2 separate regions of the Homo sapiens genome follow, and region 1 is linked to region 2. A link is a loop called in an ENCODE intact Hi-C map of the cell type or tissue named here. Cell type or tissue: natural killer cell. All regions are shown on one strand. Region 1 has its middle 38 kb from the start of NKD1. Region 2 overlaps BRD7 (bromodomain containing 7).

Region 1 (5,000 bases), 180 kb before region 2:
ATCTTTTTACAATAGGTATTAATTCATTCAGGAGGGTGGAGACCTCATGACCTAAACACCTCCCATTAGGCCCCATCTGCCAACACTGTCACATTGGGGATTAAGTTTACAACACATGTTTCTGGGGGAACACATTCAAACTATAGCCCTACCCAAATCAAACTGTAGATTCAATGCAATCCCTTCAAAATTCCCAACGGTATTTTTTACAGTAATAGAAAAAACAATTCTAAAATTCATATGGAACCACAATACATCCTAAACAGACAAGAAATCTTGAGCAAGAAGAACAAAGCTGGATGCATCACACTACTTGATTTTAAAATATAGGACAAAGCTATAGTAATCAAACAGCCTGATACCAGCATAAAAACAGACATGTAGACCAGTGGAGTAGAATAGACAGCCCCAGAATAGGTCCACACATTTACAGTCAATTGATCTTTGACTAAGGTGCCAAGAACACAAATGGGGGAAGGACAATCTCTTCAATAAATGATGTTGGGAAAATTAGATATTCAAAGGCAGAACAATGGAATTGGACATTTATCTCACATCATATACAGAAATCAACTCAAGATGGAGTAAAGACTTAAACACAAAGCCTAAACAATAAAACTACTAGAAGAAAACACAGTGAAAAAGCTTCTTGACATTGATCTAGGCAATGATTTTTTGGATATGGCCTCAAAAGCACAGGCAACAAAAGCAAAAATAGACAAATGGAATTACATCAAACTACAAAGCTTCTGCATAGCAAAGGAAACAACCTGTGGAATAGGAGTTAAGAGATAATCTATGGGATAGGAGAAAATATTTGCAAACAATATGTCTGATAATGGATTAATTTCAAAAATATATAAGGAACTCAAGCAACTCAATAGCAAGGAAACAACCCAATTTTTAAAAGGACAAATGACCTAAGTAGACATTTCTCAAAAGAAGACACACAAGTGGCCAACAGGTATATTAAAAAATGCTCAATATCACTAATGAGGGAAATGTAAATCAAAACCACAATGAGATCACCTCACACCTATTAGAACTGCCATAATCAAAAAGACAAAAGGTACGTATTTGAAAGAATGTAGAGAAAAATGAACCCTCATACACTGTTGTTGGGAATGTAAATTGGTACAGCCATTATGGAAAACATTATGGATGTTCCTCAAAACGTTAAAACTAGAACAACCATATGATCGAGCAATCCACTTCCAGGTATATATCTGGAGGATGTGAAATCAGTATCTCAAATAGACTCTCAAGTTCACTGCAGCAATATTCACAATAGCCAAGATATGGAACATCATCATGTTCCATACAACTAAGACTACATCAATGAATGAATGGATAAAGAAAATTGTGTGTGTGTGTGTGTGTTGCACACATACAATGGAATACTATCCAGTCTTAGAGTAAAAGGAAATCCAGTCACTTGTGACAACATGGGTGAACCTGGAGGACATAATGTTAAGTGAAAAAGCCAAACAGAAAGACAAATACTGTATGATCTCACTTATATGTGGAATCTTAAAAAGCTGAACTCACAGAAGATTGAATAGAATAGTGGTTGTCAGTGCTAGGGCTGTGGGAAATGGTCAAAGGGATCAAAGTTTCAGCTTTGAAGAATGAATAAGTTGTGGATATCTAAGGTACAGTATGGTGACTATAGTTAAAGTCATACTGTATACTTTAAATTTACTAAGAGAATAGATCTTAAATATTCCCAACACACACACACACAATTATGTAAGGTGATGGTCATGTTAATTAGCTTGATGTTGGTAATTATTTCATAATGTGTATGTATTTCAAAAATATCACATTGTACACTGCAAATATATACAATTTTAACTTGCCAAGTATACTTCAATAAAGCTTGGAAAATATTTTTAATAAATAGTAAATAATAAGACTAAAGAAATATGACTCCAAGCACCCTCCCAGCAGCCTGACTGGTCACTGTTGATGGGTCCCCACCCCACAGCAGAGCTGCACAACACTACAGGGTCCCTCAGAGGCTGCAGCTATGATGCCTCCAGCCACACCTGAGCATAGGATCTTTGCCAAGGCCTAGAAACTCAGTCCAGCCACTCTAGGTGTAGCTGTTTCCTTTGGAGGGACCACCACCCCCCTCTTCCCAGGTACTGTCCTACTACTTTAAGGATTATAGAATTCACACTCTCAGGGACTTTAATTTTCCTCTCATCACCTCCTCTCCCAAAGTCAACCTCCTCCACTCAGAGTCTCTCTCCTCCTCCCTCTCCCTGACAGGATAATCTAATACGGTAATCCTCAAAGTGTGGTCCTGGACCAGCAGCTCCTGCACCACCTGGAAATTTGTTTCAAATGCACATTCATTTTTACGCCATCTTAATACTTACTGAACCAGATACTCTGGGAGTGGAACTCAGTAATCTGTGTTTCGGCAAACCTTCCAAGGGATACTGGTGCGTGCTCAAGTTTGAGAACCACTGGTCCAGTAAAATCCTTGCAGTGAAATTATACTTTTAAAACCAAAAGCCAAGAGGGGAGCTTGTCTTGGGACAACATCAGGTTCTGGTCTCTGCGACATAGCATCTTCCTACCTGGTGAGCAAACAGCAAACACCAGAGCCCTGGGCTAGGGAAGAACAAAGAGGACCAGCATGTTTGGCAGTGAGGGTTGCACGCTGCACAACTCTAAGGGATGCTACCCACATAAACTACCATGCAAATGGCACAGTATGGTGGACAGGTGGGAACATCAAGGAACCAAAGGGCAGAAAGAGGGATCTTGTGGTTATTTGAATAAGTGGGCTTGAGGGATTCAGTCCCCGTTAAGGGGCAATTGGGAAGATGGGAAGAAAAGCAGTGCAAAACCTGAACTCAGCCCCAGGGGGCGCTCTATATGCAGACAACACACATCATGGGTCAAACAAAGAATGTGTTATTCAGGGGGTCTCAAACGCAAATGCCCACAGGAGCCAGGTTGGTATGTAAAGAGACTGGAGAACACAGCCCAGCAAGGGTGCAAGCACCACCAGCCATTGCCATTGTGGCCACGTGGGATGCTGAGCTCAGCCTTGTCATATCTTCCTTTTTAAAAACAAATGAAACCAGAAATCCATGTCTACGTGAGATCTCTAGGAGTCCCTTTAAATATTTTAAACAGATTCTGATTCTTTTTTACTGCTTCATTTATTTGGCTGTGACAGATTCTTATTTTTAAAAACACTTTGTAATGTATCCAGAATATATAAATTACTCTCAAAACCCAATTAAAAACAAAATAAGCAAAAGAGTTGGACTCTTCAAATGAGACTTACAGATGGACAAGAGCCCATGAATAGATGCCTAACATTAATCTTTAGGAAAATGCAAATTAAAACCACAATAAGTTAATGCTGTGCACTTGTTAGGATGGCTACATTTTTTTAAAAAAAAACTCCCAATACCAAGTGCTGGTGAATGAATATGCTGGGCAATTGGAACTCTCTTACCTTGCTGGCAGGAATGCAAAATGGTACCATTACATTGGAAACCATTTGGCAGTTTCATATAAAGTTAAACATACTCTTACTATGTGACCCAGCAATTCCACTCCTAAGTATTTACCCAAGAGAAATAAAAATTTATGTTCACACAAAAATCTATCTATGAATGTTTATAATGGCTTTATCTGTAAACACCAATCCAAATGTCCCTTGCCTGGGGAATGGATAAATGAATTGTGGTATGTCCATGACAGAATACTAATCAGCAAGAAAGAGGAATAAACTACCGAGACATGCAATAAAATAAAATACCTAATCTCAAATGCATTCTGCTAAGTCAAGGCACTCTGACTCAAAAGTCTCCATAGTGTAGGATTCCATTTCTAGGACATTCTAGAAAAGGCAAAACTATAGGGACAGAAAACAGATGGTGGCTAACAAGGATTGGAGATGGGGGCAGGGATTGCCCGAAAGGGAGATGGCGGGGGTTACATTTTGGGGAGTGATGGAAATGATCTAATGTATTGATTATGGTGGTGATCTGACAAAATTCATACAACTGTACACCAAAAAGGGAGCATTTTACAGTATGTAAATTATGCAAAAAAAGCTTATTAAAAAATTAAAAGTAAAATAAAAATCACTCTGTAGGCCACACAACACAGCACTACAAATGGAATCCAGCTGGTGGCCTGGCCAGCACTGGACATCATGAAAGATAGAGGGAAAAATGGGATGACCCCACCCCTGCCCCTGCCCTTGAGGAGCTGAGCAGCAGAGAGGCAAGATTTTCAACCGTGTTCCACGAGTCATGGCCCTTTTCTCTGTTTTCTCAGGGTTACACATAGTATGTCACTTGGGCAAACAGAGACTTCCTTACCTAAAATGTTTTGGAAAACAAAAGTGTCCTGGGAACAAAGGCGGGTTTCAGTCTAAAGACCCCAGTAAGAGCCCTCCTCTGCCTCTACCCACCGTGTGATCCTGGGTGAGACTTCATGGGAGCTCACAGGTGAGGGCAGCCCCAGAGCTCTCAGAGACCTTGCCTTCTTGAGGGTGGGACAAGAAGAGTTTATGTTTTCTCTGACCTTGCAGACCTGGCAGGGAGGTAAGAAACACCCAAAGGGTAACCTCCAGACCCAGGCTCTGTAGGGAAACTGAGGGCTGTCCATTTTGAGGGCAGAGCTGTTTGGGAACAGCATTAAAACCCCTCAGCAATGGCACCTTCACCCTGCTGCGCCCCAGGCCTCCCCGTGCTTAGAACGCTGGAGTTTGTAGCAAGGAATGTCCAGCCTCTTGGTCTCCTTCTTCCTGGGACCCTTAGAGCTGGTGGCAGGCAAATGCCTGCTCAGCCCTCATGCCAGAAGACACCCAGGCCCTGCCTCTGAGGCCACCAATCAAAGTGAAAGACAGGAGAGAGTCCTAGCTCCAGGCCTGGAGGATTCAGGCTAGATAAGTGCAGAACATCCAAAGGAAAGAGATTCTGACAACTTGGGCCTCAGTTTCCACATCTGTATAATGGGGATAA
Region 2 (5,000 bases):
CTTCTGCTGCTAGCTGGGCTCCTGTTGCCAAACAAGCAGCCCACAAAAGTGGCCATCTTGCTGCAGTGGCTGCCGGCTGCCCTTCCTGACCACAGTGCGATGGATGGCTCTCAGCCGACAATCACTCCAAATACACTAGTGTTTTCAGGGCGTCCTTGTACTCACGCACAGGCATCTAAAACATGAGCCATACCACTCAACGAGGAAGTGGCTGCCACCTGGGATTTCCTCCACGGATGCTTCCTTCCCTTTGCCCATTTCTTGGTCCCTCCACTCCTGACTAGCTCACCACATGTTCCAGCTTAAATGTTTCCAGAAAGAAACATTTAACAGGGACTTAGGAACAGAAGCCATGTCTTGGGTGGCAGTGAGATGGTGGGTCCCTGTCACGTTGGTTTTAAAGCCAAGTAGGTGTATACATGCCTTTAAGCAAGCCACTGCCCTCACCTGGTCCATAGTAGCCTTTTTTGATAGACTGGGGAGGACTAGGTGGCCTTAAGGACCCACAGAGCTCTTAGAATTCTGAGATTTTCTTCACCTCCATTTCTCTAGCCCATCATCCCCTGTGTGAAAGTCAGTATCTTGAGTTTAATGATTAGCCACCTGTAATATTAGTTTGGTTAAAATAAGCCTTTGTGGTTTGCTGCATATATGAATATGGTACAGGCTGAGCATCCCTAATCCAGAAATTCGAAATCTGAAATTCTCCAAAATCTGAAATTTTTTGAGCTCCGACATGATGACATAAGTGGAAACTTCCACACCTGACCTCATGTGACGGGTGCACAAAATTATTTATTGTATAAAATTATTTTCTGGCTGTATCTGTAAAGTGTATATGAAACATAAATGAATTTTATGTTCCATCCCTAAGATATCTCATTATGTATATGTAAATATTCCAAAATCTGGGAAAATCTGCAATCCACAACACTCTGGTATCAAGCATTTCGGATAAAGGATACTCAGCCTGTTTGTATAAAACACTTCATTCCATCTGAATACTTTGGGTCATTGCAGTGCGAATTTGAAAGAAGAAAACCAGATGGAACAACGACGTTGGGACTTCTCCATCCTGTGGATCCCATTGTAGGAGGTAGGATCAGAGTAAAACTGTGCATGAACTTGATGCTATTTGGCAGAGAACAGTAACCTGGGTTAACATTTTAAAGCAACAAGCTTGAATATTGATCAGTCTGTGTCATTATGCACAAAGGATCTAGCTAGACATCATGTATTTCATGGTAACAGCTAGCCTAACTTTCACTTCATCTTGAAATAGGTACAGTATATCAAGTTTTCCTTAAAATTCAAAGTCCCTGAAATATTTTAAACCCGCCATTAACAAAGCCATAACTTTTAGATAGTAATTCCTAGCCCTGGTTTTAAGAGACTTTAGTATAGACACTCAGTTTAGAGGTATCTCATACACACAGAATATGATATTATAAATTTAACTGTTTATTTCAGGGAATAAAATGAATGTATATGCCACATAGTGCCTTAATAATAATGGAAGGTGTATGCTTAGTGACATCGTATCTTTCACTATAGTCAGTAGAAAGTTTGTAAAGATTGGGAATCTTTAGAACCTCAGTCATATTTTTGTTTTCTCAAATGATGTTTTAATGGAAATCATATAGGTTATATTTTGAAATTCGATGTCACAATTAGAACTTTTTGTCACTGGTCTGAGGAGAGAATCATGTATTGAGATATGCAAATGTGAGAATGTTAATTTATTCAACAAATTTATTTTCATACTGTCATAATGAAAGAAGTAATTGGAAATACGAAAATGAATAATGACAGAATTTTTACCCTTAAGGAAACAGTCTCTGATGTTTATTGTTTGCTGTGAGCAGGGTGCTGTCTTAGGAGCTAGCTGTGTAGTAGAGAACAAAACAGAGAGAGAGGAGTCCCTTTTCCTTGTTCTATGGAGTCGGGGGAAGAGGACTCACATAAAGAGAAGTCTGTCCTTAATCAGTACTATGCAGGTGTGTGTCTATAATGAATAAATACTACAAAGGAAAAGAACAGCTATGATCATAATAGAAGATACCAACCTAGTGTTTGGGGGTCAGGGAAGGCATCCTTAAGGAGATGATGTTTAGGTTGAGTAAGGGATGAGAGAACAGCAGTTGTGAAAACCTTGAAGCAGGGAAGAGCATTTGAAGATGGAAAGAAGGGGACTATGAATGTTCTCTAAAGGAGGAGAACAGTAATAGAAGAAAAGGAGCTAGTGCTGTTTTCAAAACAAAACTCAGTTTCTACTTTGATGCAGACAAGTAGAATTTTATATGATCATAGGTCAAAGAATGCCACAGGATTGAGAACATTGCTCTTTCTACTATAGCTGTGGTGAACATTTGGTGTTAGGAGATGCAGCTAACTGATGTAGGTGACACCTTAAGATCTGCTGCTTTCTGTGAAGCCGAGTGTGGTCTCTGTCCTTGCTCTGGTTTCCTGGGTTTCCAGTTTCTGAGACCTAATCAAATGTGGCCAAAGCTGACTTGGCTCCCCGTGTGCACAGCTCCCTCTGTAGGCCACTTTCATGGTTTAAGGTAGAAGACACCCCTGTTCATCTTCTCAGCTTCATTGTCTGGTACCCGTACCTATTAGGAAACCAAATTCCAGACTGTTGGCTGAGGAGAGAAGATCTGATTTAGATGTTCAGTTGCTTAACAGTGCCTTCACCACACTGGTCACTGATGGCAGTAGCCTCCGTTGAAGGCTGATCATGTGACACAAACTCAGACTCTTCTTCAGGAGAGCAGATGTCCCTCTGTTAGATACTGTGGGAGACCACATCTTCTCCTGCCAGCATCTTTTGCAGTCCCCTCAGGTGCCCATACGTGACATTTCTCTATGTCACGTATTCCCAGCTTCATCACAGGGATTCATTCCTGGCTAATGCCTGTTCTCGTTGCACTAAAAGTATGCCTTTCATAGATACTCATTTATCCTTCATGTGTTAGTAGCCCTTTTGTCTTTAATGCAGGTGTTTTCCCTCAGTCTTTTACTAACCTTTGTACTGGTTAACTTTCATCTTAACATTAAAAGTCCCAGCTTTTAAAAGTTTTTGTGGCTTTTGTTTTTAATAAAAATTAATTTTTTAAGTGAAGTGTACATGATTATAAAGAATTCCAGGAAGCAGGAGAGTGTAATGAACAGGTCTGAGTTTTGGTCCTGGCTATAGTTCTGCCTTTCTGAGCTTTGATTTTCTTATAAAAGTGGATGTAGTAAGCGCTTCCCAGCCTCCTTCACGGTCATGCAGATGACATGCAGTGGTTTGTGCGGAGTCACTCGGCAGAGGGCCCCGTGGGTCATGGCCATGTAGGCCTCCTTCACTGTGCTCTGTTTTATGTTGTAGAGCCAGGCTACTGCCCTGTGAGACTGGGAATGACAACTGGAAGACTTCAGTCTGGAGTGAATACTTTGCAGGGGTTCAAAGAGGATAAAAGGAACAAAGTCACTCCAGGTGAGGCTCCTGCATAGGAGTCATTTTTTCTCTTCTCTGTTTTGGGATATTAGGGAAAGGAAGCACGATTATGCTTTATTCACTAGGTGGGCACCAGTATCTTGGTGGTATTTTTGCAACATTAATTAGCTATTTTATTAACTTCAGAAGAGACTGGAAAATTGGGTATTAGTATTCAAAATGAATTTTGTTCTTTCTTGTTCCTCTCCCTCTCCCTTGTAGGGAAGAATTCACTTGAGTTGTAACTTTACAAGTACCTGTTTGAGAGAAAATATCTTAGATTTGCAAACCAGCCAATGAAGTAGTAAAGTTAGGAGAGAATAAATAATCTTTTGGTAAAACAAAATAGATTGACATGCAAGTTAAAGAATAGTGTTACAGTATTTGATTTTTTCAACAGTGTTATATTTGAATTATGGGCCCTACAGTTCTTATGCACCGCATTATGACTCCACATTTGCAAATATCAGCAAGGATGATTCTGATTTAATCTATTCAACCTATGGGGAAGACTCTGATCTTCCAAGTGATTTCAGGTGAGTTTCCAGTTAATATTCTGATTACATTTGTTTAAAAACATTAAAGTACATACATGATTTGTGGATAGACTGACAAAGCTGGCCGAGTAGTAAAAAAAAATGTGCTCAGTAATTTTTTTTTAAGCTGACAATAATGGATTCATAGTTACTATTATCCTTTAGTGGAGAGAGAGAGCATGTCTCCCTGATAGTAGCATCTGCAGTATTTTAATTTTTAAAAAATATATTTTTAAAGAGACTGTACCTCAGCCAGTACTAAAGTGTAGGAACTTGTTACTTCAAAACGTTGATGTGCCATCTGCTGTCTTATAACATGTTGTGTGTCAGTGAGTTATGGTCCAAACTTGATCAGTTTGGGAACCTACAGTGCATTTTCCCCAAGAAAGGAGGCAGGATAGGATGGCTCTATTCCATAGGCAGCCCACATAAAAGCCTTTTTGACCAATCACATGCCAGGTAGACCATTGCAGTTAAACTCAACCATTCTTTATTGCATGTTTCTGTGGGAAGATCATCTCTGTGTTCCTGTTTAGGATGCTGAGCAGTTTGGATCCCATCAACATAATGAGATCCATCCTGACTTAGCAGGATTCTGGCTCAGGATGGGACACTGAGCTTGGGTTATGGCAGTAGTTTACTGGATATTATTCCTTCTTAGCAGTAGTACCTTGCTAATTTTCATTACATATAAGAAATTAACCCTGTAGATTCACCAGTCCCCTGCTTTTCTCACAAAGAGGGAATCTGTTCACTTTTACATTAGTAAGTGTGGTTTGGTTGTTGTTGTTTTTACAAGGTAGAGGTCCTTAAGTCCGAAGTTGACTGTGGTTTCAGATCAAGCCATTTAATCTTTTAGACCTCACCAGCCTGAATGAATTCTTTCTGGATCATGCATCTATGCATTCCACAAATAGGGATTGCACAGGGGAACAACACTGGCAAAGGCCCATGCCCTCCTGTCAAATGATGACAAGTGCTTT

What was found. Hi-C counts contacts between places; a loop is a spot of excess contacts. Peaks named below come from ENCODE experiments on the same cell type or tissue, not always from the same donor. Only the 100,000 strongest peaks of a DNase experiment are listed, where the experiment ranks them.
Region 1: a loop joins it to region 2, with 2.8 times the contacts of the local background. A loop is called at or near these places in 2 of 110 quality-filtered maps.

What each region holds. Positions count from the first base shown.
Region 1 is chr16:50,507,648-50,512,647 of GRCh38, reverse strand. No RefSeq gene overlaps it. Among named protein-coding and RNA genes, the nearest start is that of NKD1, 38 kb to the left of the region's middle. In natural killer cell, a CTCF peak has its summit at 2,885 (motif pointing right); a DNase peak (open chromatin) is centred at 2,877.
Region 2 is chr16:50,324,765-50,329,764 of GRCh38, reverse strand. It overlaps BRD7 (bromodomain containing 7), which reads left to right. Exons shown (of 17, transcript NM_013263.5): 9 at 1,021-1,096; 10 at 3,374-3,481; 11 at 3,882-4,017. Among named protein-coding and RNA genes, the nearest start is that of MIR6771, 35 kb to the right of the region's middle. RefSeq lists an enhancer at 2,356-2,405. In natural killer cell, a CTCF peak has its summit at 2,565 (motif pointing left); a DNase peak (open chromatin) is centred at 2,494; H3K27ac peaks cover 3,747 bases.